Regions from separate parts of the Homo sapiens genome. Here region 1 is linked to region 2. The links are chromatin loops, found by intact Hi-C in ENCODE. Cell type or tissue: heart right ventricle. All regions are shown on one strand. Links, peaks and the distances in the headings refer to the core of each region. The heading gives the core; the rest is flanking DNA.

Evidence for each region. A loop is a pair of places that touch in the nucleus more often than their neighbours do. Peaks named below come from ENCODE experiments on the same cell type or tissue, not always from the same donor. Only the 100,000 strongest peaks of a DNase experiment are listed, where the experiment ranks them.
Region 1: it touches region 2 in a loop (5-fold over the local background); 4 of 110 quality-filtered maps call a loop at or near these places.

Annotation. Positions count from the first base shown.
Region 1 is chr3:49,902,011-49,913,908 of GRCh38, forward strand. MST1R (macrophage stimulating 1 receptor) reads right to left here and starts at 1,863. Exons shown (of 20, transcript NM_002447.4): 1 at 370-1,863. The coding sequence starts at 1,599. MON1A (MON1 vesicular trafficking associated A) reads right to left here. Exons shown (of 6, transcript NM_032355.4): 2 at 11,210-11,349; 3 at 9,516-10,001; 4 at 8,109-8,874; 5 at 7,243-7,390; 6 at 6,863-7,144. The coding sequence starts at 11,336. The coding sequence ends at 7,004. RefSeq lists enhancers at 888-1,561, 2,198-2,247, 2,236-2,908, 3,883-4,042, 4,193-4,392 and 2 more and a silencer at 1,788-2,007. In heart right ventricle, for the core only: CTCF peaks have their summits at 4,481 (motif pointing left) and 4,683; DNase peaks (open chromatin) are centred at 1,651, 1,971 and 4,471; H3K4me3 peaks cover 2,044 bases; H3K27ac peaks cover 3,222 bases.
Region 2 is chr3:49,534,084-49,545,981 of GRCh38, forward strand. It overlaps DAG1 (dystroglycan 1), which reads left to right. Exons shown (of 3, transcript NM_004393.6): 3 at 1-1,532. Among named protein-coding and RNA genes, the nearest start is that of BSN-DT, 14 kb to the right of the region's middle. RefSeq lists enhancers at 655-1,653, 3,173-3,673 and a silencer at 5,880-6,109. In heart right ventricle, for the core only: CTCF peaks have their summits at 5,743 (motif pointing right) and 5,950; DNase peaks (open chromatin) are centred at 5,878 and 6,667; H3K4me3 peaks cover 1,281 bases; H3K27ac peaks cover 1,252 bases.

The DNA.
Region 1 (11,898 bases), core at 1,235-9,234, 370 kb after region 2:
AAGTAGGAGGGAATGCCCATCATTCTACCCAGCATTCAGGAGCTATGCTAACAGAGACACGGTTATGTAACCCTATCCTCACATAGCCAGGGAAACTACCTAAAAAACCAGAGGCCATGATGGGCAGGTAGGGGAAAGAGCAAGATGAGGCAGCCACAAGGGCCAGCCTGGGAGCTAAGCCTCCAGTGTAGCCTTTGTCTGGCTGGTTTCTCACACCACCCCAGCACTTAGGAACTGGGTGAGAGAGAATGCTTCTTTCCGCCTGCCCCCCCACCGCGCCCCCAGATCCCCTCAGTGATGGAAGGGAAGCAGCCTGTGTTCAGCCATGTGCATGCAGCTCACAAGTAAGGGCCCCTTCTTTCAGCTTACCGGGTTGGGGCAAAAACTGGGCGACTGGAAGAAGTCGAGGCCTCGCCGGAGGCCTGGATGGACTGGGGATTCACAACAGCGCTCCACACCCTCATCAATTAGTGTGTCCAGCAGGTCAATGGGGAAGGCACAGACGACAGAGTTGGGGCCCACGCCAGGACCACCATCCTTGCCAGTCACAAAGACCCCAAATAGTACTTCCTGGCCCTCGGCGATGCTCAGCTCAGTGGCAAGTTGGGCACCCACTGGAGCGGAGTGGGCCACCCGCAGCACAGGGTAGGGCTGTCCGCCTTCTGGGGCCCCCCGGCGCCTGCGTTTTGGAGCAAATCTGCAGTCGAGGACCAGCTCCCGATAGTCACCCAACTCTGGCTCAGTGGCGCTAAGCCGTGCCAGGCGTGTGTGCAGGGCACTAGGATCATCTGTCACGCTGGCCGGCTGTACAGTCAGGAAGTATACGAAGGCTCCCGTGTGGAAGCTGTGCACGTATTCAATACTGTAGGAGACAAGATGCTTGGGCAGCACTGACAACGCCACAAAGCCCGGTGCGAATCCCGAGGCGTCAGCCTTGAGACGCCTGATAGACACTGAGCGTGGGCTGAAGCTGGCAGCCACGGCTGCGTCCAGTGAGGATGCCACGTAGAAATAGGAGGCCTGGCCTTGCTCAACCACAGTTACACGGGTGCCCAATGGGCTGGCCACACAGTCGGGGCAGTCATCGGGCCGGTTATGGTGGGCTGAGAAGAGGCAGGCTGGCGCTGCCAGATGCACGGCTGTCCCTTGGGGCTCTAGGTCATGCAGGAAGCAGCGGCCCTGCAGGCTGGAGCCACAACTGACCAGCGCAGGCAGCGCGGGATCCAGCACCAGCACCTTTGTGTCTGTGTCACCGGGAGGGCCGTGGGGTCCTGGGCCACAGGCTGCACACGTCTGGCAGCCAGGGTCTCCAGCAGGGCCCGTGGCCAGGCTCTGGACAGACTTCAGGTCAGGCCCAAGCACATGCAGGCGATTGCGTATGGCTACAAACACAGCACTCTCATTTCTGTCGCCCTCGTAGGTCACCATGGCCTGTACCAGGCCTCCGGCGGAGAAGCTGGGCACCACGTACTTCACGTCAAAGTCGCGAGAGGCCGCGTAGGGGGTGCGCGGGCACTGCCAGTCCTCGCCCGCCGCGGGCTTGGCAGGCAACAGCAGCAGCAACAGGAAGGACTGAGGCAGCGGCGGGAGGAGCTCCATCGAGGCGAGCTGGGACCCTAGAGGATCCCTACCGGCCTGGGCCTGGACCTGGGCGTGGGCCTGGCTGGGGGCCCGACTCGAGGTCTGGACTGGGCCAAATTTAAGCAGCGGTCCCGACAGCCCCAAGATAGCGGACCCCCGCCCCAGGTTCCTGTGAAACCCAAATCCCTTCCCGGCCCTCGGGTCTGAGCACCTGACGCCTGCGGACGCACGACAGCAACGCCCCAGCCGCCTCACCTGCCGCCCCAGCCGCCGCTGTACACTGGCGCTTAGCGCTCAGCCGACCCGAGGGCGCCGGGCTGGGCGGGCGGAGTCGGGCCGTGGGGGCGGGGCCGCGAGGAAGGCTTGGCCTAGCCCAGGCCCTCCGCCCATCCGACTCTTCCGGCCCTTGGAGGCCTGGCTCCTGTACCTTCACCTGGCGTCTTGGCGCCTTTTTCTCAGCGGCCTGTGGGTGGATGTGCATGGTGTGGCCTGGAGAGAGGTGAGCCAGTCTGAGCCGTCCCATCCCATCCCCCCACTACCGACTGGTTCGCAGCGAGAAGGGGGGCAGGACACTGGGCTCTTTGCTTGCGGTGGAACTAGTTTGCACTTAGTAGCAACACCCTCAGTGGCTGGTGCCCAGAGGTGGCCTGGGGGCCCACCATGTGGAGAACAGAGACCAGGATTGTGTGGAAGACCAGAGGGGAGATGTGGGGCACTTACAAGAGATGTTATGGGGCGCCACCCTTTGTGGGAAAGGACTGTCCTTTTTTTTTTTTGAGAAGGAGTCTTGCTCTGTGGCCCAAGCTGGATTGCAGTGGCGCGATCTCGGCTCACTGCAAACTCCGCCTCCCAGGTTCAAGCGATTCTCCAGCCTCAACCTCCTCCTGTCTCAACCTCCTGAATAGCTGGGATTACAGGCGCGCACCACCACACCCGGCTAATTTTGTATTTTTAGTAGAGACAGGATTCACAGTGTTGGCCAGGCTGGTCTCAAACTCCTGACCTCAGGTGATCCGCCCGCCTCAGCCTCCCAAACTGTTGGGATTACAGGCGTAAGCCACCGCGCCCGGCCGGGACCATTCTTCCATGTGCTTCTCCTGAGCTATCAGCGACAAGATGGTGTCAGAGGAAGGTGTGTTATGCCCTGCTCTCCCAGGGCCATAAGGGTCTTAGGATGGGATCTGGCCTTGCTGACTGGACCTCAGAGTCAGAGAGGCACGTAAGTGGAGGCCCATACCTCCTCTGCAGCCTCAGTATATGGAAGCTGTATAATGGGGTCCACAGTATGGGCCTTGGGGACTCCCCCTTCCTTCCTGGCTCTACCCAGTGCCCCCCTGATATGGAGGAATCATGGGCTTTGGCTCTCAGGACACTTCCAACATGCTCTGTAGGCCTTGCTGGATCTTATTCTCTTCAATGAGAATGTAGTTCTGGGCTGGGCACCGTGGCTCATGCCTGTAATCCTAGCACTCCTTTGAGGGGCCAAGGCAGGAGGATTGCTTGAGGTTAGGAGTTCAAGACCAGCCTGGGCAACATAACAAAACTCAACAAAACAAAAAAACTGCTAAAAATGTTTTTAAAATAAAATATGTGACCGGGCGTGGTGGCTCACGCCTGTAATCCCAGCACTTTGGGAGGCCGAGGCGGGTGGATCGCTTGAGGTCAGGAGTTCAAGACCAACATGGTGAACAGACAGATCTGGCCAACATGGTGAAACTATCTCCACTAAAAACAAAAATTAGCCGGGCGTGGTGGTGGGTGCCTGTAATCCCAGCTACTAGGGAGGCTGAGGCAGGAGAATAGCTTGAATTTAGGGGGTGGAGGTTGCAGTGAGCTGAGATTGTGCCACTGCACTCCAGCCTGGGTGACAGAGCGAGACTCCATCTCCAAAAAAAGAAAAAGAAAACGTAGTTCCGACTAGGTGATTTCCCAGAGTTCTCTCTTCTGTTTATGAGGAGTGGGGGTGGGGGAGCCTAGTCCCACACTTGGATCTCAGCAGCTGCCCCTTGGTAACTGGTCCCCCAACACTAGACTGAGGCCCCTGGGGGACAACCTTAGCCTGACAGACCCCTCAGTTAGATAGGCCTGGACCCTAGAAGACAGGGAAGGTCCACAGGGTGGGTCTGGGCTGTGAACTATGGGCCCCAAGGCTGTAGATAAGGAGGCTGGGGGAGAGAGGAGCCCTCAGCCCAACAGGATTTAGCCTGGCTTGGGGAGCTATATCTCCTCACTCCCCTTTCAGTTCATACTTCTGTGCCTGCATCCCCTTCCTAACCTGACCTTTGTAAGTGCTGTTCCTCCTTCCAGGAGCACTCTTTCCCTTTTCTCCTTTTGCCACCTAAATGGCACCTCCTCCAGGAAGCCTTTTTGATCCAGACTTTGCCAGTCCCCTCTCCTGGGTCTCACAGACCCAGTGCTACACTCACCCCAGCACAGTTTACTCTGGATACTTCACTTCCTCCATCCCCAGTGCAGGACTCCCCCTCCTTCCAGCCTGGAGCTCCATGAGCACCTGAAGACTGAAAGAGGAAATGGAAGTGGGGGCGGCCACACCCAGTGCAGGGTTGATACTGTGCCCTGAGGTGACATAAAAGACACTCCTTTTCCAAAGCAGAATTGGCCAGGAAATGAATAAACACCCGGAGAAAACCGTGGCGTGGTTCCTGCATTCCACAGTCAACACATCTAAAGATAGGCAAGGCAAAACTAAAATGAAACATTCTCAGCCTGGCGCACAGACAGGGGTTCTGGTGACCCAAATCCCACCTCCAGACTTTCAGAGGGATCTCTGGTGGTTGGGAGAAGACTTCACAAGCCCTCTTAGATCACCCCACCCACCCCTTTTTGGGGGTGGTGTTGCGGCAACCATCCGTTAGTTCTCCGCTGCCACCGTGTGGCCGCGCTAATGGCTGTCCCCAGGCTGAGGTCCCCTGTAAGGCAGCCTTGGTTCTCAACAGCAGGGGTACACAGGAGCACCCCTTCCCCCTCTCGCCATCTGCCGCCTCTATAGGAGGGGGCAGTCAAGGTGTGTGGGGGAGGTCAGCTAATGGGACTCTTAAGTGCCAAGTACAAGGGCACCCCCAAGCTAACATAGCTGGCTAAGAACCTGCTCGACTGCCCTAGCACCTGACGCCTTGAAGGAATACTAGCCACTTTTCCCTCCTTGAGCTCTCAGTCCCCTCTGAACACTGTTCTAGAGAACTAGGTCTAACCTCTTTCTCTAATCCCAAGATCACCTTAGCAGTAGCAAGGGAGTCTCTCTAACTGTAATATGACCACATCACACTGCAGGTTACCTGGAGTTTGAGAACCCCAGCCCTTGTGTGGACCACTCCAGCTTCACTGCAAACAAGTTATATTAGGTTCTTTTTTTTTTTTTTTTTTTGAGACGGAGTCTCACTGTGTCGCCCAGGCTAGAGTGCAGTGGCGCAGTCTCGGCTCACTACAACCTCTGCCTCCTGGGTTCAAGCGATTCTCCTGCCTCAGCCTCCTGAGTAGCTGGGACTACAGGCGCACGCCACCATACTCAGCTAATTTTCGTATTTTTAGTAGAGACAGGGTTTCACCATGTTGGCCAGGCTGGTCTGGAACTCCTGACTTCCAGTGATATACAATCCTTGGCTTCCCAAAGTGTTGGGATTACAGGCGTGAGCCACCATGCCCGGCCTGTACTAGGTTCTTACCAGGTCCTTCCCTTTGCACATGCTGGCTCTTCCACTACGAACACCTTCCCTATTTGTCTGTCTTCCCACCCCTGATCTCCAAGCAGGTACACCCCACACTCCTAGGTGCCTATAGTCCTAGGTATACACATTTATCCAACTATGATCTCCCCAGAATATATGCTGAACTACACAGAAGCTGAGAAACCTACAAGAGTCAGGGCAACCAAAAGAGGCACTTAGGGGCTCACTGTTGACCAGAATGCCAGTAACAATCAGGGACAGCTGGCTTGGCATCACCCAGGCCCCAGAGGCAGTGGTTTGGTGTTCTTACTAGGAGCAGGGGAGGAACAAAAGCAGAAAACAGGCATAAAAGAGACCCAGGGCATGTGTGCAGGGTGAACAGCACCCACCAAGCCTATGGCTGCTCCCCGGAGGCTTTGGAATCTGGGCTGGTAGCCTGCTGCCATGCCCATTCCAATGTGAGCCACAGTGGGGCCAAGGGCAGGGGCTGTGCTGCCATTTTCTGGGACAATAAATACAACTGTTCCAGTGTACCCTGGGTCCATGTCACCCACACAGGCTCATTCTTCAATATGGCTTGATTTTAGTAGCAGAAAATATTGGCTCAACTCTCAGAAACTGCATGAGGGTGATTCTCTCTGACAGTCTGAAGACCACATTCAGAGGACAGTTTTCTCCAATAAGTACTTCCTAGGCCTTGTGTTCCCTGGGGCCAGAACTAGAAGATCCCCCGGCAGCAAAGTGGAAGCTCTCTGCATTGTGCCCTGGGTCCTGTGGTAGAGTAAATGGGGCTGGGCTTTCACTGCCGAGCCTCCTGGATGTCCATGGTGCCCCATGCAGGTCTGCCTATGCCATGCCAGGGACTAGGGTGACTAAGGAGGGCCGAGTGCACGTAGCAGTATTAGCTCTTATTATGGCAGGCCCACTTCTGCCTTAGAGGGTCAACTGGGCCTTCTCTCAGACCCTCAGCTCACTCTTGAGGACCATTTGGAGGAATGCACTGGCTGAGGTAGGAGAACTGAGGCATACAGCCCTTCATGGGAAGGCCTGAGCAGGGACAGTTTCCTCAGAGGCCTGCAGCTAAAGGGAGACTGGATTCTGAATTTCAGCTGAAGACTGGGTTGCCTCACCAGGGGCTCCATCCAGTACCAGGGCTCAGACTCCCCCCATTTTGACCATCTGTATCTTACTCAACTCAGCTTCTGCTGAACTACAGCAACCCATTAAACAGAGCCACAGCGAGGGCTCTGAAGGTGGTTGAGTAGTCTTTTGTGGCATGCAGCAGGGGGCCCCTCCCAGGAGTGATAAGAGAGGCAGACAGCAGAAGCTCAGACTGAATATGGGGGTGGGGGTAGGGTAGGGCAGTATGGTGCCTGAGAACTTTTTATATATGGTAGGACTTCAACTAAACCAAAACGGCCCCAGCCCAAGATCCAGCTGAGAATGTGTGTGGCCTCATGCTGGTGCAAGGGAGGGAGGAGAGGGGCTCAAATGTGCCTGTGTCCCTGTGCAGGAGCTACGGAGGAGGATCCAGTGTCTGTATGTGAGTGAGGGTGGATGGGCGAAGGGACAAGTGACAGAGCTTGACAAGTGTCTTCCCCAAAGCACTTTAATGCATTCACCAACCCACAGTCCCTGCCCGCTGGCTGGGCAAGAGAGGCCAGCCCCCATCTGGAGGCTCCTATGGCTTCCCACACCTAGTGTGTCCAGGAAGGCTGAGCCCGCACACATTCCCATCAATAGGTGAGGGGCGTGAGAATGAAGAGGCGGTCTTCCTCTTTGCGGATCCAGCGCATCAGCTTATGGATGGCACTGACGGCTGACGCCTTGGTCCCCAGGGGGCTGTAACACATGTAGAGCTCAAAGGCGCCTGTCACCTGGAGAAGGGGCAAAGGGTCGTCATCTAGGTTAGAGGCCCCTCATGGCCCATACCTAGGACCTCCATAAAGCCCAGCCCATCCCAGGGCTGCCTTACCCAGGCCAGGAGGTTCTCGTTGGGGCCCGTGTAGTAAATGGTCTTGAGTGGGCGAGAGGCATTGTGGGCACGACTGTGCAAGTACTGGTAGAGGCCCAGCAGCCGCTCCTGCTCCTCTTCACTGGTGTATGGGGCCTCAATCTCAGGGCTGCAGACAGGGTGGAGGGAGTGGGTTTGCAAAGGAATGACTTCCACTGTCTTCTCTAGAGATTTAGAAACACCTATTCCTATCCAGGAAGACTCTATCTTATGTCCTACCCTCCAGGTGCTCCCTTAGGACAGGGCATTGTCTCCCCACCATAGCAGGCACCCCAGGACAGGGCTGGGCCCACTGAGACTAGAGCTATGTCCCCTCTTACCCCCTAAGCTCATAGTGTCTTTGGTGACCCCTCTTTGGAGAGGCCAGGTTGAGTTTAGATGTCCAAGACAGAGTGACAGATCTGGAGTAGAGGAAAGGTGAGCTAGGAATCCTGTGGGCCAAAAGGGACAAAGGGAGGCCATATCTTCCCAGCCCCTCTGCTGGGGGAGGGGGTGGAGGAGGGCTGTGCTTCCTGAGCTGGACCAAAATGACCCCTAAAGTAGAGTTGCTCCAGGGCAAGGGACCCCGGAGACCTCTGTTCCAGTTTCCTTCTCTGGGTATATTGGGCATTTCCAGGCCTTCTGGTTAATAAAGTAGAGAGGGTATGCTCATGGGGTGATGGAGAGTCTGGGTCTCTGGTGCCAGAGTAAAACAGGCCCAGCACACTGGTCTGCTTCCAAAGGTAGGGACAGCTTCAGGGCTACATCTCAGAGCTCAGGACCAAACAGCCTCCCGACTCCACATGTCCCTGTCCCGCTACAGCAGTGCCCTCAAGGCCCTCCCTCACCTGGTGAAGAGTCCCGAGCTCTTTGACTTATAGAGGAAGTGACGCAGGTCAGGGATGCCCACTTGGGCAACGCTGTAGTAGGGTGTGCGCAGTGCCTCTCGCAGGGCCAGGTGGGCTCCGCGCTTGCGAAGGCGCTCCTGGAAGCGGCGGCGGCAGTCAGAGACTGCAAAGAAGTCCTCACGGTCAGTGGAGACAAGCAGCAGGCAGAGGTCAGTGTCAGGCTCTAGGTAAGAGATGTGTGCGTGGAAGAAGCCGGCTGCGTTGAATTTGGGCAGGCACACGGGCGTCCAGGCCTCGCCCTCGCGAAAGGACGAGGAGGAACTAATGAGGTTGAAGAGCAGGTGCAGGTCGATGGGGTGCAGAAATTGGTCCTTTCGGCGCACGAGTGCCACGAGCTGGTTGCGGGCCAGCAGGATGGAGAAGACCAGGCTGCGCGCACGCGCCTGCTGCAGGCTGGCGCTCACAGTGTCGCGCACGGCCGCCGCCAGGGGCAGGCACCGTGCCGCCCCCATCAGGAAGCTGGGGTCTCGTGCCATGAGCTGCAGCAGGTTGTCGGTGATGCGCTCTGAGCCCGAGAGTAGGCGCCGCAAATCATAGTTCTGCTTCTGCTGGAAGATGTGGCTCAGCTGCGCACCGGTAAGAAGGCTTAGGATCTGGTAGTAGATGTAGAGCAGCTCCTGCGCCAGCTCTTGTGCCGACTGCCGCGTACGAGCCACCGCCACTAGCACCAGCGGGCTCCGGCGCACGAATACTACCTTGTAGCCATCTGAGAGCGGGACAGGAAAGAAGGATGTCAGCCTCAGCGGCAGCTCCCTCCGAAAACCGCCTTCCAGCGCAGCTCTTCGCTTTCCCCATCCTTTCCTCGCTCAGAGCTCTGCGCACAGTAGGGGTTTAAGGATGTTCAGGATAAAAACCCATTGCTCCTTCTCCCTGAGGGCTCAGGGCCTATCCCTGCCACTTGCTTCAAAGACTAGCTCCCTCTGAAACACACATTCTTATGCTAAGTGCTAAGTCAACTGGCAACTGGCAAGGGCTGGCTGGGTGGAGCTCAGGACCTGGGAGATAGATAGATTAGATAGATAGATAGATAGATAGATAGATAGATAGATAGATAGATAGATAGATAGAGTTTGTTGTTGTTGTTGTTGTTGCCTCCCCAGGGGGATTCTCACTCTCTCCAAAGGCAAAGCCCATGTCAGAGGCAACTTTGGTCCTCGCCGCAGCCCCATGAGGCCAGCAGTGTTGTTATCTTCTGTTCAGGTGAGGACCTTGAAGCTCAGAGAGGTAGAGGGACTTACCCTCAGTCACACAGCACATCCCAGCCCTCTGGTCTGCAGGGGTCCAAAACCTGCTATGAATGAACCTTGGCCAGGGGAGCCCGCCCCATTCCCTCTCCAGGTGGCTCACCTGCATGGATGGAGCGGATGGCGTTCTTGTCTGCCTCCAGGAAGGACACCAGGGCCACCATAACACCCATAGTGCTGGAAAGTGCCTCCTCAGACCCATAGCGGGAGTACACAGGCTTCCCTGCCTCACTCAGCACAAAGACATGCTTCTGGTGCAGGCGCCATGCCTCCGTGGCATCCTCCTCATCCCCCTCGGTTGTGCCCTCCCTGGGGGGCTCTGTGGCTGGTCGCCCAACTGCCCCTGGGGGTTCCAGCCAATCCTCAGAGCTTCCTGGCAGCATCTCCTCCTGCAGGTCCCGGGCCACACCCGTCAGCTGGGTGCTTAGCTCGCTAAAGTCCTGGCTGATCTGGCGCATGTCTGTAGGCAGCGGCGGGGGACCCCTGGTACCCTCCTTGTGGCTGTCCCCAGAAGCTGCCCCATCCTCTGACTCAGTCAGGTCCTCGTAGGAACGGGCATGGACGAACATGGCACCCTCCTGGCCCGCACCTGCAGGCCAAAAGCACTGGTGCTTAGAGGGGTAGCTAGTGGCAGACACTCCTACCAGCAAGGTGCCTAACGTGGTCACTCCAGCATGACTGCCTGTCTTGTTAGGATCAAGCCACTGTTCCCTTCTGCCACTGTCTGCCATGGATGATGCTTCTCTGCAACTTACAGCCCACCAGTCTCCTCTCATCGTACTGGAAAGAAGACCCAAACCACTCATGGCAGCAGTGGTGGCTGGTATCTGCCTACCTCTCATTCCCATCTCCCACCCCACTCCCTTGCCCATCTTGGTCACACTGGCCTACATCCATCTGCTCTCAGATACTTTCAACACACCCCCACCTGCCTCAGGAGCTCCACACCTGCTGTCAGCTGTCTCCTACCTCCCCAAGAGGCCGGCTAATTGTCACACTTAAGCTCTCAGGGAAGATGTTAGTTACTGACCTCCAACCCCAGGCACTCTATATATCCCTTTTTGATTTCTCTTGTGGCACTTGCCAGTTATTGTCCTTCTCCCCAACTACAATGGTACCCAGTAAGGTGCCGGAACGCAGCACCTCACCCTGTGTCTGGAGCACTGCCCATACTCAATGAATCTCTCTCTCTGGGAGAAAGCTCCCCTACCCTACTCAGGCCATAGCTCCTGACTGACCCCACTATAATGGCGCCGCAGCCTGTGACTGCCTCAGGGCAGGGACCAGGTCAGTCTTCCTTTATTGATTTTTTGACAAAATAGTTTAACAGATATATTTTGAGTCTCTCTTGCGAATTCAGCCCTGTACCAGGCACTGGGGATATAACTGCTCTGCGCTCAAAGTGTTCACAATCTTGTGGAAGAGAGAGATGGGCAATATATGCATAAAGAGATAAAATTATGAAATAATTAGTGTGCTATACAGAGCATGGTCAGAGCAGGCCTAACTCGTGAGGAGGGGAGAAGGAGCCGGGGAGGTGCGCTGTAGACACAGGGAACAGAAGAGCCCACAATGGCAGCCAGAAAGCTCAGGGCGAGCAGCATAACATGAAGTGGAGAGGAAAGCCAGATGCAGAATGAGCCTGGCCTCCTGCCTTATCCCCAGAACCTGACAAATATCCAATGAGTGACTGACAAATGCATGAATAAGTGGAAAGGAAAAAGTGGTTGGGAATCCTAATTCCCCCTGGAGACTGCTCTGGTTGGCAGCTGGCTGAGGCTGTACACTTGCCCATACCTGGCTCCATTCCCTGGGCCATTCCTGGTGTGGGGCTCTCAGCTCTCTCCATACTCTGTCCATCAGAAGGAGTCAATGTGCCATCAAGGCATTCGCTGCTTCTCTTCCTCTGCATGTCAGTAGCCATCCTTTGAGCTCTCCTGTGGGGCAAACAAATGCAACATCGATGGCTTTTGGCAGGGTCACAGGCATAATCAACAGTGGTAGTAAGTACAGGAAAGTGTCCTTTATCAGGACTCCACTAACTCAAATCTCTAGAAAATGGATTCTGAGAATTCCTTTCAAAAAAATATATACTGTTCCTTTTCTGATTATAAAAGGAAGACATATTCATTGTAAAAAAAAGACTTGGAAAGCACAGAAAAGTAGAAAGAAATATCAAGATTTTCCTACCATTCAGGATCTTTCACTGTTCATACGTTAGTGTATTTCCTTCTAGTATTTTTTTTTTTTTTTTTTTTGAGACAGTGTCTCGCTCTGCCGCCCAGGCTGGAGTGCAGTGGCATAATTTCGGCTCACTGCAGCCTCCCCCTCCGGGGTTCAAGCAATACTCGTGCCTCAGCCTCCCAAGTAGCTGGGACTACAGGTGGGCACCATCATGCCTGGCTAATTTTTGTATTTTTTGGTATAGACGGGGTTTCACCATGTTGGCCAGGCTGGTCTTGAACTCCTGACCTCAAGTGATCTGC
Region 2 (11,898 bases), core at 1,321-9,320:
AACTTTGGTGCTCCAGGGTGGGCCAGCTGCTTGTGGGGGCACCTGGGAGGTCAAAGGTCTCCACCACATCAACCTATTTTGTTTTACCCTTTTTCTGTGCATTGTTTTTTTTTTTCCTCCTAAAAGGAATATCACGGTTTTTTGAAACACTCAGTGGGGGACATTTTGGTGAAGATGCAATATTTTTATGTCATGTGATGCTCTTTCCTCACTTGACCTTGGCCGCTTTGTCCTAACAGTCCACAGTCCTGCCCCGACCCACCCCATCCCTTTTCTCTGGCACTCCAGTCCCAGGCCTTGGGCCTGAACTACTGGAAAAGGTCTGGCGGCTGGGGAGGAGTGCCAGCAATAGTTCATAATAAAAATCTGTTAGCTCTCAAAGCTAATTTTTTACTAAAGTTTTTATACAGCCTCAAATTGTTTTATTAAAAAAAAGATTTAAAATGGTGATGCTTACAGCAGTTTGTACGAGCTCTTAAGTGTTGATTCCATGGAACTGACGGCTTTGCTTGTTTTGATTCTTTTCCCCCTACTTTTCCTAATGGTTTAAATTCTGGAATTACACTGGGGTTCTTTTGCCTTTTTTAGCAGAACATCCGTCCGTCCATCTGCATCTCTGTCCCATGACTCAGGGGCGCCCACTCTGCTTCGATTCTCCTCCTGTGGAAGAAACCATTTTGAGCATGACTTTTCTTGATGTCTGAAGCGTTATTTTGGGTACTTTTTAGGGAGGAATGCCTTTCGCAATAATGTATCCATTCCCTGATTGAGGGTGGGTGGGTGGACCCAGGCTCCCTTTGCACACAGAGCAGCTACTTCTAAGCCATATCGACTGTTTTGCAGAGGATTTGTGTGTGCTGCCTCAGGAGGGGAGGGCTGGTAGGAGGGGGGGAGAGGTCTCTGTCCTACTGCTCTCCAGAGGGCATTTCCCCTTGCGCCTTCTCCCACAGGGCCCAGCCCCTCTCCCCTGCCCCAGTCCCCAGGGGGTACTCTGGAGTGAGCAGTGCCCCTGTGGGGGAGCCTGTAAATGCGGGCTCAGTGGACCACTGGTGACTGGGCTCATGCCTCCAAGTCAGAGTTTCCCTGGTGCCCCAGAGACAGGAGCACAAGTGGGATCTGACCTGGTGAGATTATTTCTGATGACCTCATCAAAAAATAAACAATTCCCAATGTTCCAGGTGAGGGCTTTGAAAGGCCTTCCAAACAGCTCCGTCGCCCCTAGCAACTCCACCATTGGGCACTGCCATGCAGAGACGTGGCTGGCCCAGAATGGCCTGTTGCCATAGCAACTGGAGGCGATGGGGCAGTGAACAGAATAACAACAGCAACAATGCCTTTGCAGGCAGCCTGCTCCCCTGAGCGCTGGGCTGGTGATGGTCGTTGGACTCTGTGAGATGGAGAGCCAATCTCACATTCAAGTGTTCACCAACCACTGATGTGTTTTTATTTCCTTCTATATGATTTTAAGATGTGTTTTCTGCATTCTGTAAAGAAACATATCAAACTAAATAAAAGCAGTGTCTTTATTACAACGCCGTTGCATCTGGGCATCTGTTTCCCTGGCATCTGGAGAGGTTCCTGGACATGAGGGGTTGGGGGCTCATGTGACGGGGAAGAGGAGACTCAGCCAGGTCCACTTGGGGTTGGCCCAGTGGCCTCCATGTAAGCCTTACCATTTCTGTGCTGGGAGGGCTGGGTGTGCACTCCAGAAACTCTGCCAACATGTAATGCCCCCTTCACCCCTCTTCTGCCTGTGAATCAGCTAAGACAAGTCTCCTACATCCTCAGTTCCTCCTCTGTAAGGGGTGGGGGATAGCAGAGAAACCAGTGAGACTGGCTGGGAAGGAGGATGGTGGGAAAGTGTCACGGGTTTTCTGCCCCAGAGTGTGTCAGCCCCTGTACCTCCTGGGTAGGGTTCCTTCAGGCCAGGTCTCTGTGAAGATGGGGACCTAGGGATACCTCTGGCTGCAGCTCTACCCCACCTCCTGCCTGCATTATCTTGTGGGCTTGGGACTGGCTAGTCTCCCAGGTAGTCTCAAGGCAGGTTTGTGTTGGCCTTGGGGTGGGAACAATGGTTTCTGGCCAGGCTGCTCTGCCTTGGTTGGCCTGTAGGTTCTGGGGGTTGGGGGGTGACCTTCAGTCCCTGGCTTGGGATGGACAGTCCAGCTGGGTAGGCTGATCATGACTCAGTGCCCAGGAAGGGGCAGATGGGTTGTCCTAGGACACTGCTCGGAGTGTGGGCGGCAGGAGATGCAGCAGCTGTGTTTCAAGGGGCAAAGGGGCAGAATCGAGTGATTGGTCACAGAACAACTGGTGCCTCTTCTGGGCTCAACTCTGCCATCCCTGGCTCCTTACCATGACCCCTGCTCCTCTGCTCAAAGACCCACAGAGGCTGGTCCGATATTGCAGATAAGAGCTGATTCCCAGGGTGGGGGGGTTGTTGAAGGTCCAACAACTACTTGGAGTTAGGACCTGAATGTGCACCATGCTAAGTGCCAGGAAAGGCTGTCCCCAGCACACACTTCACTCCCTAGGCCTAGCAGCAGGGGCCCAGGAAATGACCCCGTCGTTATTCTCTTGACCTCAGGAACTTTTGCTTAACATCTAACCTGAAGCCACTGGGTAATGAGTGGACTCACTGTTCTGAATTCAAGTAAGGGAATACTTGGTCTTGGCAGAGAACATTAAGGCCAGAAGGACCTCTGGCCTCAGCTCTGCCCTGCCTCTTTTGGGGGATGGGGTAGTATCCGCTGTTTAGCCCAGCAGACCCTTGACCCCTGGCACTCCTGCCAGATCCCTGTTCCTTGATTTGGATGAGGACTGCTCAGGTCTTTTAAGCTGGGGTTAGAGGGTCGTAGACAGGAGAGTAGGAAAGAAGGAACATCAGACCTACAGGAATCTGCCTTCCCACATTCCTCTGACTTGGAATGACTCTGGCCTGGCTTGGAGACAGTGCTGGTCTCTAGAAAATGCTAGAGGAATCTGCATTTTCTCTTGTCATAAAGGCACTGCCTTAGGCCTAGATCTTTGAGCTAGTCTTGGGATAAGGGCTGTTAGCTGGAAAATCTTGTGGTGTGTCTAGGCCAGCCTGGCCTCTAGAATACTACCACCAGTTTGGGACCGGGCGCGGTGGCTCACGCCTGTAATCCCAAGCACTTTGGGAGGCCGAGGCAGGCGGATCACGAGGTCCGGAGATGAGACCATCCTGGCCAACATGGTGAAACCGTCTCTACTAAAAAATATAAAAAAGTTAGCTGAGCGTGGTGGTGGGCGCTTGTAGTCCCAGCTACTCGGGAGGCTGAGGCAAGAGAATGGCATGAATCACGGAGGTGGAGCTTGCAGTGAGCTGAGATTGCACCACTGCAGTGCACTCCAGCCTGGGCAACAGAGCGAAACGCTGAGACTCTGTCTAAAAAAAAAAAGAAAAAAAGAAAAGAATACCACCAGTCTTGGGGGGGCTGGAGGCTCCACACTACTTACCTCATTGTAGCCCACAGCCTCGCCTCCCCTTGTTGCCCACAGGTTGAACAAGCTCCTAGGAGAGGCCCTTTCCTAGCTCCCCTAAAGCAAAGAAGGCCCAATTCAAGCATCAGTCTTTCAAGAGTGAGCTTCATTTCTCTATTTCTTTTCTTTTCTTTTTTTTTTTTAGAGACTGAGTCTTGCTCTGTCGCCCAGGCTGGAGTGCAGTGGCACAATCTCAGCTCACTGCAACCTCCGCCTCCTGGGTTCTAGCAATTCTCCTGCCTCAGCCTCCTGAGTAGCTGGGACTACAGGTGCATGCTGCCACGCCTGGCTAATTTTTTGTATTTTAGTAGAGATGGGGTTTCACCATGTGACCCAGGCTGGTCTCGAACTCCTGAGCTCAGGCAGTCCACCCACCTCAGCCTCCCAAAGTCCTAGGATTATAGGCATGAGCCACTGCACTCGGCCTATTTCTTTTTTTCTTTTTTTCTTTTTTTTTTGAAAGTCTTGCTCTATGGCCCAGGCTAGAGTGCAGTGTTGTGATTTTGGCTCACTGCAACCTCTGCCTCCGGGGTTAAGGCGATTCTCATGTCTCAGCCTCCCAAGTAGCTAGGACTACAGGCACGTGCTACCACACCCAGCTAATTTTTGTATTTTTTTTAGTAGAGATGGGGTTTCGCCATCTTGGCTAGGCTGGTTTCGAACTCCTGACCTCAAGTAAGTGATCCTCCCGCCTTGGCCTCCCAAAGCGCTGGGATTTCCTTTTTTTTTTTTTTTTTGAGACGGAGTCTCGCTCTGTCACCCAGGCTGGAGTGCAGTGGTGCCATCTTGGCTCACTGCAACCTCCGCCTCCCAGGTTCAAGCGATTCACCTGCCTCAGCCTCCCAAGTAGCTGGGACTACAGGTGTGTGCCACCACGCCTGGCTCATTTTTTGTATTATTATTATTATTATTATTATTATTATTATTTTGAGATGGAGTCTTGCTCTGTCACCCAGACTGGTGCAGTGGCCCAATCTCAGCTCACTGCAAGCTCCACCTCCTGGGTTCATGCCATTCTCCTGTCTCAGCCTCCCGAGTAGCTGGGACTACAGGTGCCCGCCACCACGCCCGGCTAATTTTTTTGTATTTTTAGTAGAGACGGGGTTTCACCGTTTTAGCCAGGATGGTCTCGATCTCCTGACCTTGTGATCCGCCTGCCTTGGCCTCCCAAAGTGCTGGGATTACAGGCGTGAGCCACCGCGCCTGGCCTGGGATTTCAATATCTTAAAAATCCAAATCCATTGGTGACTCTTTCCCTGTTTTGCTCACCTTCCTCACAACTACCTTGAGGCAAAGTCACTGAGGCCCAGAGAGGGCAAGGGAGTTATTGGTCTGGGTCTTGTGGCTAGTGTGAGGCGTGTTCAGTTCTAAATATGACCCAAACACTTTAGGTTTTATTATTATTATTATTATTATTATTATTATTATTATTATTATTACTACTACTACTATTATTATTTTGAGACAGCGTCTTGCTCTGTCGGCCAGGCTGGAGTGCAGTGGCACCATCTCGGCTCACTGCAACCTCCACTTCCCGGATTCAAGCGATCCTCCTGCCTCAACCTCTGGAGTAGCTGGGATTACAGGCATCCGCCACCACGGCCGGCTAATTTTTGTATTTTTAGTAGAGACAAGGTTTCACCATGTTGGCCAGGCTGGTGTTGAACTCCTGACCTCAGGTGATCCACTCACCTCGGCCTCCCAAAGTGCTGGGATTACAGGCGTGAGCTACCGTGCCCGGCCAGGTTTAATTCTGATGATGAAATTCTGTTCCTGTTGTAGAGCAGCAAAGAATTATTTGAAGCACCTATGGAGAAATGCTGGGTACCATTTCCCTGTGGGGACCCTAGAAGATCTAGAGGAGGTTCGGCAAGAGGTTCAAAGTGGGGGCTCCCATCAGCTGGAGTTCGGGTGCTCCTGCAGGAGGGGCCCTCCTAAGGACAGCCTAGGGCATGGGCAGCATGAAGACCGGGTTGCTGGGGCCCTGGTTAGCCCCACTACCCCCAGTTTTGGTGGCGATTATCCTAGAGTCTCAGTTCGGGTCAGACGAATTGTTCTGTCCATGTCCCTGTGAAGGCTCCGTGTGGCGAGACGCAGGGCCTTGGGCAGGTTCGGGCTGGGGATAGGGAGAGCTCCCAACCTTGGTAGTGGCTCCAGATGCCCCCCAGGTGAGCCCAGCAGAGTGGACTGCCAGGAGCAGCTCTGGGCCGAAGAGGGAGACAGTGTCCGCGGCCTCCCAGGAGGTGGCGCCAGAGGATTAAGTCGCCAGCGGTGGGCGGGGCTGAAGAGTCGGGCTGTGGGCGGGGCTAATAACGCCGCCAGCTCCCGGAAAGCGCTAGCCTCCGGAGGCCGGCCGTGGGTCGAGCTGAGGCCGCTCGGGAGCGGACGAAAATCTCCGGCAGCGCGGGGCCGAGCGGGGCTGTGGGCAGGGCTAAGGCCGTGGGGCCGGCGGGCGGGCGGGGCGAAGCCCGCGAGTAGCCCAACCGCGGGGAGCCAGTCCGAGCGCGGCCGCTAGCTGGTGGTGTAACTAGACTTGTCTTCTCTCCACCACTGCCGCACAGTCCCTGAGGGCATCGGGGCGAGTGTAGCTGCAACTGGGGAGCCTGTGATTCGCCAGTGCCCTTCTCCCTAGGCAAGGGAAGCGAGCAGGCAATAAGAGGGGCGAGTCTGGGGCCCAGGCTTCCGCTACCGAGACCCCAGTCAGCAAACCTTTAATTCAGAGGTGGGGAACCAATAAGGAGCCCTCCTGTGCGTACTCCCTCGCCTTAGCGTTTGCCTGCCTCCAGGCCCCGTGCCCCGCGGAGCCAGCGCGGGACCTGCACACGGTATAGATAGAGCTCAGCGCTTGCAGGGCCTCTCTGTCTCTCCTTCCTCCAGCCAGAGAGCTCCTGAGGGCACCGCCTAAAGGGGGTAGCCTGATAGGGTACTGTGAGATCTGGGAGGGTACTGGATGGAGATGAGGTGCCTCCACTTGTGTGATTGGGTCCCCCTGCTTGGCACTAGAAGCAGACGTGGGATGAGGCTGCTGGCGACTTACTCTTTCCCTGAGTGGGGGTACCCTGAAACCCCAGGAAACACCTTTCCCAAAGCAGTCTTCACAGCTCTAGGCATGCATTGGAACAGCAGGGACATCCAGTTGGGAGCTGGCCAGGGCCAGGGCTGAGGGTGCTGTTGTCTTCTGTCCGCATGGTGTCGCATCCTTAGGCTATAGAGGGCAAAACCAAGTTTGGAGCCTGCCAAAATGGTCCAGAGCTCACGCCAGACCAGCTCCCTTTCTAGGGAATTGGAGCCAGTAGTCTAGGATCACTTCCCACTTCCGTTGCAAAAGGTCTTGAGAGAGGCCGGGCCTAGCGGCTCACGCCTGTAATCCCAGCACTTTGGGAGGCCAAGGCGGGTGGATCACCTGAGGTTAGGAGTTCAAGACCAGCCTGGCCAACATGGTGAAACCCCGTCTCTACTAAAAATGCAAAAACTAGCCAGGTGTGGTGGTGCACACCTGTAGTCCCAGCTACTCGAGAGGCTGGGGCAGAAGAACCGCTTGAACCCGGGAGGTGGAGGTTGCAGTGAGCCGAGATCTCGCCACTGCATTCTAGCCTGGGCGAAACTCTGTCATACAAAAACAAAAACAAAAACAACAAAATCAACGTTCAGTTGGGACTTACTGACATTATAAAACCTAAACAGTTAATTTTCTTCTGCACCGTGGCCTGGCCACAGTACAAACTGGATAATGTCAGTTACTGAGTTACTGGCCGGAAAGTGGCACTTTCAAGCCCCAACTTCAATGCAATCGTTTTTTTTTTTTCTTTTTTTTTTTTTTGAGGCGGAGTCTCGCTCTGTCATCCAGGCTGGAGTGCAGTGGTACAATCTCAGCTCACTGCAACCTCTGCCTTCCAGGGTCAAGAGATTCTTTTGCCTCAGTCTCCCTAGTAGCTGGGATTACAGGTGTGTACCACCACACCCAGCTAGTTTTTTGTATTTTTAGTAGAGATGGGGTTTCGCCATGTTGGCCAGGCTGGTCTCAAACTCCTGACCTCAGGTGATCTGCCCGCCTTGGCCTCCCAAAGTGTTGAGATTACAGGCGTGAGCCACAATGCCCAGCCCAAACAATCTTTTTTTTTTTTTGAGATGGAGTATCGCTCTGTCACCAGGCTGGAGTGCACTCCACAATCTCGGCTCACTGCAACCTCTGCCTCCCAGGTTCAAGCGATTCTCCTGCCTCAGCCTCCCGAGTAGCTGGGGCTACAGGCACGTGCCACCACGCCCAGCTAATTTTTGTATTTTTAGTAGAGAAGGGGATTCACCGTGTTTGCCAGGATGGTCTTGATCTCTTGACTTCATGATCTGCCCACTTCGGCCTCCCAAAGTGCTGGGATTACAGGCATGAGCCACCGCGCTCGGCCCAGCCCGAGCAATCTTAACAATTTCTTACAACAAAATGGCAACTGGTCCGAGGTCCCTTATATCCAAGATTTCATGTATTTACACTCAAAACTTTCCCTCTATCAGTCTTGCTCCCCTCATCAAGTTTTATTGCTAAACGAAAACTCCCAGTCCCCTTTTCACCCCTCCCCTTCAGCCCCTGAAAGGAATTTCAACCCTGCTGAGGAATGTCCACCATATCTCCAGCCCCAGGCTCCCCAAGAGCCGCCAGCACCATTGCCATCTCTCTCATTCCCCTATCCACCTGTCACTCATTCAAAAAACAATCAGGGCTGGGTGCGGTGGCTCATGCCTATAATCCCTGCACTTTGGGAGGCCAAGGCGGGCAGATCACCTGAGGTCAGGAGTTCAAGACCAGCCTGACCAACATGGAGAAACCCCGTCTCTACTAAAAATACAAAATTAGCTGGGCATGGTGGCACATGCCTGTAATCCAAGCAACTTGGGAGGTTGAGGCAGGAGAATCTCTTGAACCCAGGAGGCGGAGGTTGCGGTGAGCCGAGATTGCACCATTGCACTCCAGCCTGAGCAACAAGAGTGAAACTCCATCTCAAAAAAAAAAAAAAAAAAAAAAAAAATCAGACCCCGGCCACCCTTCCCCTTTGCAAAGTAGCTGGGGCAGAAGGCATAGTCAGGGTTCATGTTCCCTTTTCAATCTCAGACATGTCGGAGGTTGAGAGGCTCCTTGGCTCCTTTTCCACTGGCCCATCCCACTTCCAGAAGGAATTTCTTTATATTACTCAGTCACATAACCTTACTTGGCATGACATTTATGTTATCCTGTCAGCCACTCTCACCCTAGATGAGAAAGAGCATATTTGGCTAGCTGCTCAAGCCCATGCCGACACACTTCATCAGCAGGATACAGTCCATAATCCTGTTGCGGCCATTGCTGTTCCCCTAGCCGACCCCGAATGGACTTAACAACAGGGGGACCCTGGCACCCAATGCCGTAACCATATGGTCACTTGTCTCGTGGCTGGCATGGAAAAATGTGCCCATGCCGATAAGGTAGTAAATTATGAAAAAATTAGAGAAATAACCCAAGGCCCAAATGAAAATCCAGCTCTTTTCCTATCAAGGTTATTAGAGACTATGCTCAAATACACAAAACTAGACCCTGAATCACAAGAGGGTCAAACCTATCTTCACTTACATTGCATTTCACAATCAGCACCAGATATCAGGAAACAGCTGCAAAAACTAGAGGAGGGACCCCAAACCCCACAAAGGGACCTTTTAAATCTGTCCTTCAAGGTCTTCAACAACAGGGAGGAAGAACATAAAGTGCCAAAGGAGAAACAGGCTAAGATTAAATACCAGATGCTGGCCATTGCCCTCCAGAGAGGTTCCAAGGAGAAATCACCTTCTCAGGGCCCCGGCACCTGTTTTTGACGTGGCAATCCGGGACACTGGGCAAAGGCTTGCCCAAACCCATGGCCTCCAACAAAGCCTTGCCCTATATGTGGCAAATGGGGACACTGGAAAATGGACTGCTCTCAACAAGAATGCCCTTCCCATTCAACAGCATCCTCCAGTCAGTCCCCAAACCCACCACAGGGACACCTCTCCTCTTTGTTGACACTAGCAGCTGAAGACTGACGGTGCCCGGGATTGCTTGTACCCATGCCATGTGAGTCTCCAGAACCCGGGGTAATTGGGATGGCATCTGGTAAGCCAGTCTCCTTCTTATTGGATACTGGGGCAAGTTTCTCAGTTCTTCCAGAGTATTATGGACCCCTAAATTGTTCCTCTATTTCTGTTGTTGGGGTTGATGGCCACCCTACCGCTCACTCTCAAACACCTCCATTATACTGCACCTTATTCAATACTGCCTTTACTCACTCATTTGTAGTAATTCCACAGTGTCCTACACTCCTTATTAGAAGAGATATAATCAACAAATTTGGGGCCACATTACAATTGAATGCCTTACCGTAGGTGCCTGCATACTTGCTCCTTTGCCAGCCAGAAAACAATGAAGCCCAAACCCAGTCCTCAACAATTTCAATCCAAGGAGTTAACCCAATGGTATGGGACACTTCTCAGCCCACTGTTGCCATATACCACCAGCTGTTTCTAATAAAACTTAAGGCCCCTTCCCAAATTGTTTCACAACCCCAATATCCCCTCAGTCAGGCTGGACTTAAGGGAATAAAACCCATCATCACCAGATTACTAAAAGCTGGCATTTTAACAACCACCAATTCCCCCCACTGCAGCAAAATTAAAGGGCATAGCTCCCTGGATACATTTCTCAAAACTTAAAAGGGCTCCTCCTCTTAATCCCAACCTGTCTCAATTTTCTTGTTTTCTTACAGGACCCACCAAACTCAAGATCACTTGACTCCCCACAATTCTTTAACCACCAACTCTTTCAGTAATTTTATTTGCTGCCTTGTAGAAGACCTTTCCTGGTATCCAGGCTCCCCCCACCCCCCATAATTTATTTCTCCTCCTTTTATGAGATATGGCTGCAGGAAACTTTTGCAGACTGCACTCCATCTCAAATGTCCTTTTTTTCTTTTGTTCTTTGTCTCCTTCTAGTACCACTCTTCCCCTTACTTAAACCATACCTTGCAGCTGTCTTACAACTTACTAAAACAGGCCAACTTAGGCTCCACAGAACTCTGTTGGGTCTGCATGCCCCCTTTGTTCCCAATATACCATTATCTCCCTGGACCTTTAGAAGCCTGGACCAATTCCTTGGCAACCCTCACCATTACTAAAACTACCTTAGGATCTGCATTCTGGGAACCAAGTACTGATCCTGCCACAGCCATAGCCAAAAAGGTGCATCAGGCCGTTCTCAAACAACTAAAAACTTTATCCCCTATCCAAAGCCTCATGGTTACAGGACCTATAGGAACCACCACTCCACTCACTACTCAGGCCCCTATATGTTTCACCTGCTCCTTAAACAGAGTTCCAGAAGGGTCTTTAAAATGCTCGGACTGTAACCTGCCTCTTTCTCTCTCTCACACAACAGATTGTAGTTATTCCTCTACAACAGGAGCAAGTGACCCATTCTCATCAGTGACCCAACTCATCAGCCAAAGCCACGCCCTCTTACCCCTTAAGATTTTCTCTCCCTATATGTAGTAATGCTTATGAATGTAACCAAGAGTCAGATTTTTTTTGTTTTTGACACGGAGTCTTGCTCTGCTGCCCAGACTTGAGTGCAGTGGTGAGATCTCGGCTCACTGCAACCTCTGCCTCCCAGGTTCAAGCAATTCTCCTGCCTCAGACTCCCAAGTAACTGGGATTTCAGGCACCCACTACCACTCCTGGCTAATTTTTGTATTTTTAGTAGAGATGGGGTTTCACCATGTTGGCTAGGCTGGTTTTGAACTCCTGACCTCAAGTGATTCACCCACCTCGGTCTCCCAAAGTGCTGGGATTACAGGCGTGAGCCACTGCACCCAGCCTCAAGGGTCAGATTTTTGCAGTGGGTGAGGGCCAGCTAATACATTGCCTTTATTCAATATCTATGGTAGACATGAAAAATCCAAATGCCAACTTCTTCCCCTTCCGGGTCCAACCCAATTCTTTCTTGATTCATCTGAACACAGACTATTCTCAGAAATACCTTTGGTAACTCATTACCCCCTTCTCCAACTATTAACCGATGACCACCTAGCTTCCTCTTTTGTGTCATTTGAATGGGAAGGAGGATCAGGTCGGGATGCCTCAAACTACCACATATTATTTCAAGCAGATGTTGCTGCCTGTGTAGCCCCCTCCAGCCCTTATTTCTTCTCATGTGGACATAATTTCTACAACTGCCTGTCTGTTAATTGGACTGGAACTTGCACTTTAGCTTAGTTATGCCTCCCTTGTCTGTTGCCACAAAAGACCAAGAATTTCTCCTGCCACTACACACACAAACACACACACACACACACACACACACACACACACACACACCCCAAAACAAAAAGGGCAATCCAG